Linked DNA regions of Homo sapiens: region 1 is linked to region 2. A link is a contact called in ENCODE Hi-C or POLR2A ChIA-PET data. All regions are on one chromosome and are shown on one strand. The core of a region is the stretch at or near the end of the contact, and the rest is flanking DNA. Distances in the headings are between cores, read along the strand shown.

Region 1 (4,759 bases), core at 1,869-4,368, 240 kb before region 2:
ACCGCACCCCCTTCAGGGGGGTTACGTGCCTGAGTGTCATGGGAGGCCACTCCCTCCCAGGGCTTCTCCAGCAGCAGGTGAGCCAAGGAGGAAAAACAGGGTGGGCGAAAAGGCCTTGAAATCACTGGATGAGTTTTACAGGGAACCTGAGCATACCGCAGAGGAGACATAGGTTATAACCATAATGTGATCCAGCATACAACCACAGACTGGGGAGGCTGAGAAAACAAAGGTTATGCTTTTTTTATTTTACAAAAGCACTCTTAAAAATTACAATACACAAGCCAGATATGGTGGCTCATGCCTGTAGTCCGAACTACTAGGGAGGCTGAGGCAGGAGGATTGCTTGAGCCCAGGAGTTCAAGGCTGCAGTGAGCCAAAATCGCACCACTGCACTCCAGCCTGGGCAAAAAAAAAAAAAAAAAAATTATAATACACACTCATAACAATTTAAATAAACTTAATTATAGAAAGCTAATATATTATATATAATAAAAATATATAAAAATATATCTCATATATAATATTGACACATATTTTATAATATATTATCATATATAATATATATATAATGTATATATTTTTTCTCCTCCCCTGTCCAATTATACTCTCTTAAAGTAACCAGTATTAGCATGCTGGTGTATATATCATTCCATATTTTTTCTACGCTTACACAAGCACTGAATCACCTGTTGAGGTCTCATTTATGCTTTTAACAAAAACATGGTCATATTTTTCATTATAATTTACCACTTGTTTATGTTTACTTAATATGTCTTCTACACCTTCCCAAGTCAATACATATAAATGTGGTTCATTCTACTTGATGATTGATTGCATGGTATTCCATAGAACAGATGTACTAGAATGTATTCAATGAACCCATCACTAATCATGGGTTTTGGTTATAGCTCATCAGCTTTGTTAATTGTTTCATCTGGGCTAGTCCTGTTTTAATTGTAATCTCCTAAATAACAAAGGCCATACCGTAAACACAAACTTACTTCTCAGAACTTCGTCGTTGCCTACATATGTCACACATTTAACATGACGTGAATATCCCTTTAATTTTGGAAATGCACATAATTTCTTCTCATTTGTTAAAAGGAAGACAGTTCTTAGGATGATAGGCTTATATTTGGCACGTTTACTGAGCAGGAGGAGATAATTTTTTAAATTTCATAATCCCATATGGTCTGATTTTTCTCCATATGTCAACCTCCTTCCCAACAGGTGCGTCATACTTTCCCACAGCACTACTCTTGTATCTCTACAGAAATCATATAAACTCTACCCCCATACCATAAAATGATTTAAGTTTCAGAGTGAGACTGCCTAATACAACACACTCATTTTAAAGATGAACAAAGCTAAGCATTCATAACTTAGCTACCTAGCAGAGGAGCCAAGGCTGGAACCTATCCAGGGCTGTCTCCACTACAGGACACAGCCGCACCAGGGCTGGGGAATGGCTGGGGCGCAGCACATAGGCGACAGTATTTTTGTTTGTATAAATTATAAAGTAGGTCGTTAATTTTTCTCAAAGACTTAACAGGTAGCTGATGGGTGCCACTTGCTAACCACCTGTTTGAAGAAGGAACTCTTGCTGCTGGACCTCAGGTCTACAGCTTGTTTTTCCCCAGAGGCTGCTCTTTATCCAGCTTGTGGTTTTCTCTGCATCCAGCAGCCAACAGAGTTGTGAATGCCCCTCTTTACTTGCATTCCCACACCATCCCTGGCATGCCAGTGTGCCCTGGCTTGGAGTTGAGGCTGCTGACTATCTAGTTATATAAAGGGAAAATCCTTCAGGCATAGCCAGAGGAAGCCTGTCAAGGGTGGACACAGATTTGTGGGGCCTAAACTTACAAAGTTTTTGAGACCATCTTTAATGGAAAACAATAGAAAAATGTCTTATTTTTGCCATTTATAAAAGAAACATATGCACACATTGCTAGGTCCTCTGCCTGGTGTCTTAGAAAGGTCTAGTCCCTGACAACTGAAGGGTGCTGAAGCTTAATTTCCTTTATCTTCAGGGCACAACTTCCCCTGGGCCTTATATGGAGTCAGTAGGGACACACCTGGGGCACCCTTTGATCCTTCACATGTAGATGGACAGAGCTGCTCAGAACCCTCCACGAGGTTATGCACACAGTAGCCCAAAGTCCAAGAGTTCCGGGACAGTCCCTGTTTTCAAATATTTAATTATGTATCAAACGATGCATCTTGACTTTTCAAAAAATATAAGTGACAAGGTTACAGAATAGAAGTACCAAAGAAAAACAAAAAAAAAGCAAGCAAAACAAAACAAAACAAAACCAACACCCCAAAATGCATACAAATCAGGATGGAATTACCAATTGTTCCCTGTGGATTTTTCCATTCCCATCTCAGAATGGAAAGAGCAAGCCCAGGACGGACAGTAATGGCACCCAGCAGCTGCAGAGTGCAAAAGTTCCCACCTGCTGAGAAAACAGCAGGAATCTTTAGAAGGAAATTCTCTTCCCTTATTAGGTAGCAGTAATTATGCTGCCAAGAAAAATCTTGCCTTCATAGACTTATGTTGCATAAGAAATAAAGTTTAGCTGGAATGGACAAGTTGAGTTCAAAAAACTACTGAAGAATCTCCTTCTACTCCCTGTCCTCAGCTTTCCATTCCATAGTAACTAGACCCGAGATTTCAGAGCACAGTATTGAAGCTGCTGTGCTGCATAAGTATCTCACACCCAAAGACTCAGGCAACTATTCCACAGTTTTCTTTTTGTTTTTTGTTTTTTGTTTTTTTGAGACAGAGTCTCACTCTGTCACCCAGGCTGGAGTGCAGTGGCGCGATCTCGACTCACTGCAACCTCCGCCTCATGGGTTCAAGCAATTCTCCTGTCTCAGCCTCCCAAGTAGCTGAGATTACAGACCCCCACCACAATGCCTGGCTAATTTTTGTATTTTTAGTTGAGACGGGGTTTCACCATGTTGGTCAGGCTGGTCTCAAACTCCTGACCTCAAGTTATCCGCCCACCTCTGCCTCTCAAAGTGCTGAGATTACATGCATGAGCCACCACGCCCAGCCAGTTCCACAGACTTCTAAGGGGCTATCAGGGAACAAATGTGTAGTAAAAACTGTTCACCAAGTGTTTATGAATCATCCAAGAAGGTCAGGATAGGTTTTTGTTTTGCTTTACGGGAGACATCCTGAATCTGAAAGGCAGAAGACACCTATCTGGCAGGTCCAGGGTTAGCACAATGTATTCACTGCCCGTTCAAGAATAGTAACAATGATCATAATAACAGTCATAACTATTGTTTGTTGAGACTATGTGCTTTAAATGCATTATCTCACTTAATCCTCATACCAACTTTGTCAATATTCATATTTCACCTACAAGAAAATAGACTTAGTGATGTGAAGAGACAATGTCATACAGCACACAGTGCTAAAGTTGATAATCAGACCCAACTCTATCAAACTCTAAAGGCCATTTATTTAACCACCGTGAAAGAAAATAAAATCTCAGGACCCCGTTTCATGATGCCAAAAGGAAAACATTAAGCTGAAAGCTGAGTCATGGCCAGAAATTGCCTTTCTCTTTGTTCCTAAGCAGACAGCTACAGATAAAAGGCCGGATGTCTCCACAGTCAGCTACTCTATGTTCACCTTATCAGTGATCAGTGCTGATTTACTGAGTGGGAGACGACTACATAATTGTCTGTTCTCCTACTTGCTCCTTTTCTCTTGCAACATGTGGATTCAGTCATGTGACCACATCCTCCCTCTTTCTCTTCCAGCCTGCTTTTCCCCTTTAAATACTGAAGGCTTCAAAGTGATCTTTGAAGAAAAGCCCCGACCACATGCTGTTTCTGTGGTATCTGTGTTCCTTTCTTCCGGCCATGTCCTTAACCTTGGCAAAATAAACTGCTAAGTTGATTGAGATCTGTCTCTGATACTTTTTGATTTATACCACTATACTTTCCAGTCTTTTTTCTTTTTTCTTTTTTTTTTTTTTTTTTTGAGACGGAGTTTCACTCGTTGCCCAGGCTGGAGTGCAGTGGCGCAATCTCGGCTCACCACAACCTCTGCCTCCCAGGTTGAAGCAATTCTCCTGCCTCAGCCTCCCAAGTAGCTGGGATTACAGGCATCTGCCACCACGCCTGGCTAATTTTATTTTATTTTTTTAGTAGAGACGGGGTTTCTGCATGTTGGTCAGGCTGGTCTCGAATTCCTGACCTCAGGTGATCCACCCGCCTCGGCCTCCCAAAGTGCTGGGATTACAGGCGTGAGCCACTGCGTACAGCCTCCAGTCTTCTTTAATAGGCAACAGATGGATTTCTAAGCAGTTACCTCAAGAAAAAAAAAAAAAAAGAAAAGGAAAATTCCGTGAAACAAATCCACAAGGATTAGCCAATCCCTACTTAGTGATGATGCCTACAGAAAGTGCTGTTGGCCAGGCTCCATTCCCTCACCAGTCCCAGCAGCAGAATCACCTGAGTACTTACAAAAAAGGCAGATTCTTGGGCCCACCCCCAGATCTATTGAATCAGAATCTCTGAGAATAGAGCCTGGGAATCCTCATTTAACATGACCCACCATACCCCAACTCCCAAGCAATTCCCCTTCACACTGAAGTTTCAGAAGAGCTGCTTGAAGGATGAGCATTCCTCCCAGCTTGCCTGGAAGATAAGTTTATACCTGTTATCCTGGCATATCAATAGTGCCTTGCTTTACCCCCATAAGTGTTCCAGTTTAGACAACCAACTTGCATGTATA
Region 2 (4,797 bases), core at 1,506-4,005:
GATCGCTTGAACCCAGGAAATCCAGTCTGCAGTGAATCATGATCCTTGCACTGCACTTCACCCTGGAAGAAAGAATGAGACCCTGTCTCAAAACCAAAACCAAAAACAAAACAAAAAAAGGATGGGGAGTAACTGAAGTTTACCTTGACACTAGTTTCTACTTGTAGAATACACACACACACACACGCACAAAGGCCAAAGTCTTTCGTTCTGGAGTATGGAGTATAGATTATAGCTTAAAATGAAAATGTACAGTTTGTTGGCGGGGCACGGTGGCTCACGCCTGTAGTCCCAGCATTTTGGGATGCCGAGGCAGGCAGATCACAAGGTCAAGAGATCGAGACCATCCCGGCCAACATGGTGAAACCCCTTCTGTACTAAAAAAATACAAAAATTAGCTGGGCATGGTGACAGGCGCCTGTAGTCCCAGCTAGTCAGGACGCTGAGGCAGGAGAATCACTTGAACCCAGGAGGCGGAAGTTGCAGTGAGCTGAGATCGTGCCATTGCACTCCAGCCTGGTGATAGAGCGAGACGGAGTCTCGCTAAAAAAAAAAAGAAAAGAAAATGAACAGTTTGTGACATGTTGGTTGTAACTCTTTTGGACTGAATTTTTACGAGTTCAAGTGTTTTCCTTCACACTGTGATAACAATTGGCACTTATATGAGCTCTTAGTAGATTTACAGAGGGCTTTAACCAGCAAAATCTAAGAATCCACTAAAACTACATTAATATAATCAGCCAATCATGCAACGAATAAAGGCTATGGGAAAGATTCAAATGATGACAATAAGAAAATATACTTTGAAGATTATATGGAACCTAAATCTCAAGGAGTAAGGAAAAAGCTGATACATTTTTGATGTTTTCTACACCTTTGTTTAATAGTGTTTTCATTTGGTTTTTGTAAATCTCCCTTGGTTTTTACATTTCCAGGAATTCAGCGTTTACCACCTTGTACCGTTTTTCAGTCCTAAAAAAGATTCTGGATCATGCCAGAAGCCAGTTAAGTGCGTGACCAGAAATCCGTAGCAGAAGCAAGTCTTTTGCACTTTTCCACTGGAGGGGTTTATAGAGAGTGATCTGCTAGACAAAATTCAACCCGGTTTGGTTCATTTCTTTCCAGCTTCTGCACCTTTCTCAAGATTGTACTGAGGGCACATCCCAAAGGAGCAGGCATTTTAATTGCCTATACAAGCCAAGCAAACAAGAAATACCTTGGCCGTGTCAGAGGCGTTGGAACCAGAGTGACTCCGTTTTGAGTGAGGGCTAGGAAAATGAGGCTGGGACTTGCTGGTCTGCATTCTCAGAAAGTTAGGCATTCCCAGCCTCTAGATGTTTACGGTTAAGGGAAGACATTAATAACGTTTACCGCCGGGCGCGGTGGCTCACACCTGTAATCCCAGCATTTTGGGAAGCCGAGGCGGGCGGATCACTTGAGGTCAGGAGTTTGAGACCAGTCTGGCCAACATTGCAAAAACCCGTCTCTACTAAAAATACAAAAATTAGCCAGATGTGGTGGTGCATGCCTGTAATCCTAGCCACTAGGGAGGCTGAGGCACGAGAATCGCTTGAAGCCGGCAGGTGGAGGTTCCAGTGAGCCTCGATCGCACCTTTGCACTCCACCTGGGTGACAGTGTGAGACTCTGTCTCAAAAAAAAAAAAAAAAAAAAAAAAGTTTACTAAACAGACCCAGACTTGGGAGTGTCCAGATATCGCAATACCTGGAGAACAAAGGCATTCCTAATTTTGCTTTAAAGATAATAGTATTGATGCTTGAAAAATATAGTAATTAAGAAAATTAATCCTTTATCATAAACCCTTGTAGCAGAGCGCATCTCCTCATACATAGGACTATTGTATCTAGGGTGGACACTTTCCTCTTACTTTCGGGAACATCCTACTCTGTCTATGGAGCAGCTGTTCTTTCACCACTTTACTTTCTTACTAAACTTGCTTTTGCTTTGCACTGCGGACTCGCTCTGAATTCTTTCTTGCGCGAGATCCAACAACTCTCTCCTGGGGTCTGGATCAGGACCCCTTTCCTGTAGCAACCCTATCGCTCTTCTCCACGGCACGTTCACCTCACATTCCTAGAGCTTTAGGATTTACTCTGAGGGTTCATGTGCTTTGATTCTAAGGCGAAAGTGCATTTCCAAGTCTACTATCATTGAGGACCTGGCACGAGCTTTTTCCTCTTTATTTATTTTTATTTTTAATTTTTTTGAGACGGAGTTTCGCTCTTGTTGCCTAGGCTGGAGTGCAATGGTGCGATCTCAGCACACTGCAACCTCCGCCTCCCGGGTTCAAGCGATTCTCCTGTCTCAGCCTCCTGAGTAGCTGGGATTACAGGCGCCCGCCACTAGGCCCGGCTAATTTTTGGTATTTTTAGTAGAGACGGGGTTTCACCATGTTGGCCAGGCTGGTCTCGAACTCCTGACCGGTTTCGAACTCCTGATCCACCCGCCTCGGTATCCCAAAGTGCTGGGATTACAGGCGTGAGCCACCGCGCCCGGCCGCTTTTTCCTCTTTAAAGAAAAAAAGATTATTTGAACTGTCCGTCGTGGCAATGGAGAGGGATAGCCTTAGAGGACATGGCGGTTCATTATTATTATTATTATTACAGAACAATCTTAGACTCTGTCCGCACCCTGCACTCTAGGTCCCGCGACTCTCAGACCTCCAAGTAGGACTACAAAACAGAGGTTTCTGGGGGAAGGAAGTGACGATCGGCGCAAAGCATGCTGGTCTCAGGCGGTCTCCGCTCAACGATCCTTCCTCAAAGCATGGTTGCTGAGTACCCAGAGTTGCGAGGAGTTTTTTAACTGGTATTTTTCTCGTTTGTCAGGGTTAAACGTTAAGTACCATTTGGTTTTTAGTACAGTGTTAGGTATCGTGTGGCTGCAGGACAGGACCAGAAATCTAAGCTCTAGAGCTGTAGCCGCTGGCCCTTCGTTTGTGCATCCTTCAAACAAATTTTAAGGGGCAGTTGTCATAAATCGGGGGAGCCTCTCGATGGCGGGATCCAGCGGAGACACAGAGCCAGAGAGCGCGTGGGTGGATATCAGGAGAGTTTTCTGGTTCAGTTGAGGAGTGGGGTGAACTCCTTTGATCGATGGAAGGAAAAGCAGAGTTGAAGGGTTTGAGCATCATCTGCAGGCCAGAGTGAAAGCGATTTGGAATGTGGTTGTGGATCGGAATAGACCTGTGCCAGATGAATTTCCTCAGACTGCACCCGCGGCAAATCGGTGACCCCTCTGCTTTAGGCCGAATTGTACATATTAACTATTTTCCTTTTCCTGATAAAAATTCTCAAGCAGCCTTTACACGTGTTCTTTTCCCCAACTATAGTATCAGTTCCTATCAGTACATGCATTAATACTTAATTGTATTAAGTTACTTATTACGAACTTGAGGCAAATCACAGATGTTCTCTGTCTCTAGGATAGGATGGAGATTAGGGATAAGACATTTGCTTACGTGGAACATATATTAACCAGCACTGGTGGTTGTTTCAGATTTAGCCAGGTGGCAATCATGAGTGAATGGATGAAGAAAGGCCCCTTAGAATGGCAAGATTACATTTACAAAGAGGTCCGAGTGACAGCCAGTGAGAAGAATGAGTATAAAGGATGGGTTTTAACTACAGACCCAGTCTCTGCCAAGTGAGTATGCATCCTACTTGCCTGAAATCTTGACACCCCTTTGTGCTGCCTGTATGTTATAGACAAACTAAGAAAGCAGATAAATGAAAAGCTAATTATTAATATTTTCATATAAGAATTTTTTGTTTGTTTGAGACAGGGTTCTACTGTCACCCAGGCTGGAATGCAGTGGCGAGATCTCGGCTCTTTGTAACCTCCACCTCGCAGGTTCAAGCGATTCTCCTGCCTTAGCCTCCCGAGTAGCTGGGACTACAGGCATTTGCCACCACGTCTGGCTAATTTTTGTATTTTTTGTGGAGACGGGGCTTCGCCATGTTGCCCAGGTTGGTCTCAAACTCCTGATCTCCAAGGATCTGCCCACCTTAGCGTCACAGAGTGCTGGCATTACAGGCTGAGTCACTGTACCCGGCCTACATATGAGAACTTAACTGCCTTTGAATCTAAATGCTGTTCTGACTATGGATTACCTTATCAGACCAGGCAACTTCATAGAAATTGGGCATAGAAATTATTCTTACTATATATATATATATATATATATATATATTTTTTTTTTTTTTTTTTTTTTTTTTTCGGGGGTGGGATGAAGTCTCACTCTGTTGCCCAGGCTGGAGTGGTGCAGTTACAATCTTGGCTCACTGCAACTTCTGCCTCCCAGGTTCAAGTGATTCTCATGCCTCAGCCTCCCCAGTAGCTGGGGTTACACACATGTGCCAACATGCCCCACTAATTTTTTGTATTTTTAGTAGAGACGGGGTTTCGCTATGTTGGCCAGGCTGGTCTCAAACTCCTGACCTCAGGTGATCTGCCCACCTTGGCCTCCCAAAGTGCTAGGATCATAGGCTTGAGCCACCGTCCCCAGCCTATAATTTTGTTTATAAATACTTCACTATATCTCTTAAAAGAAAAGGACTTTAAGGCCGGGCATGGTGGCTCACGCCTGTAATCCCAGCACTTTGGGAGGCCGAGGCGGGTGGATCACGAGGTCAGGAGATCGAGACCATCCTGGCTAACATGGTGAAACCCCGTCTCTACTGAAAATACAAAAAAAATTAGCCGGGCGTGGTAGCAGGCACCTGTAGTCCCAGCTACTCAGGAGGCTGGGGCAGGAGAATGGCGTGAAGCTGGGAGGC

Evidence for each region. A loop is a pair of places that touch in the nucleus more often than their neighbours do. ChIA-PET counts read pairs that join two places held with the same protein, here RNA polymerase II (POLR2A). Pooled maps may share reads with other maps.
Region 1: a pooled map shows a loop between it and region 2 (2.9-fold over the local background). The contact joins the enhancer-like site here to the promoter of GEMIN6 in region 2. A Hi-C loop is called at or near these places in 1 of 168 maps with a recorded cell type or tissue (B cell), 2 of 37 single-sample maps with no recorded cell type and 11 of 50 pooled maps. POLR2A ChIA-PET finds 5 or more read pairs at or near these places in 7 of 52 experiments (GM12878, H1, IMR-90 and 4 more).

Annotation. Positions count from the first base shown.
Region 1 is chr2:38,539,392-38,544,150 of GRCh38, forward strand. No RefSeq gene overlaps it. Among named protein-coding and RNA genes, the nearest start is that of LINC02613, 26 kb to the left of the region's middle. RefSeq lists a silencer at 1,936-2,230 and an enhancer at 1,936-2,230. Within about 2 kb of position 3,119, at least 4 of the 41 ENCODE cell types and tissues checked have a DNase peak (open chromatin) inside an H3K27ac peak, as active enhancers do.
Region 2 is chr2:38,775,455-38,780,251 of GRCh38, forward strand. It overlaps GEMIN6 (gem nuclear organelle associated protein 6), which reads left to right and starts at 2,756. Exons shown (of 3, transcript NM_024775.10): 1 at 2,756-2,827; 2 at 3,518-3,664. The coding sequence starts at 3,537.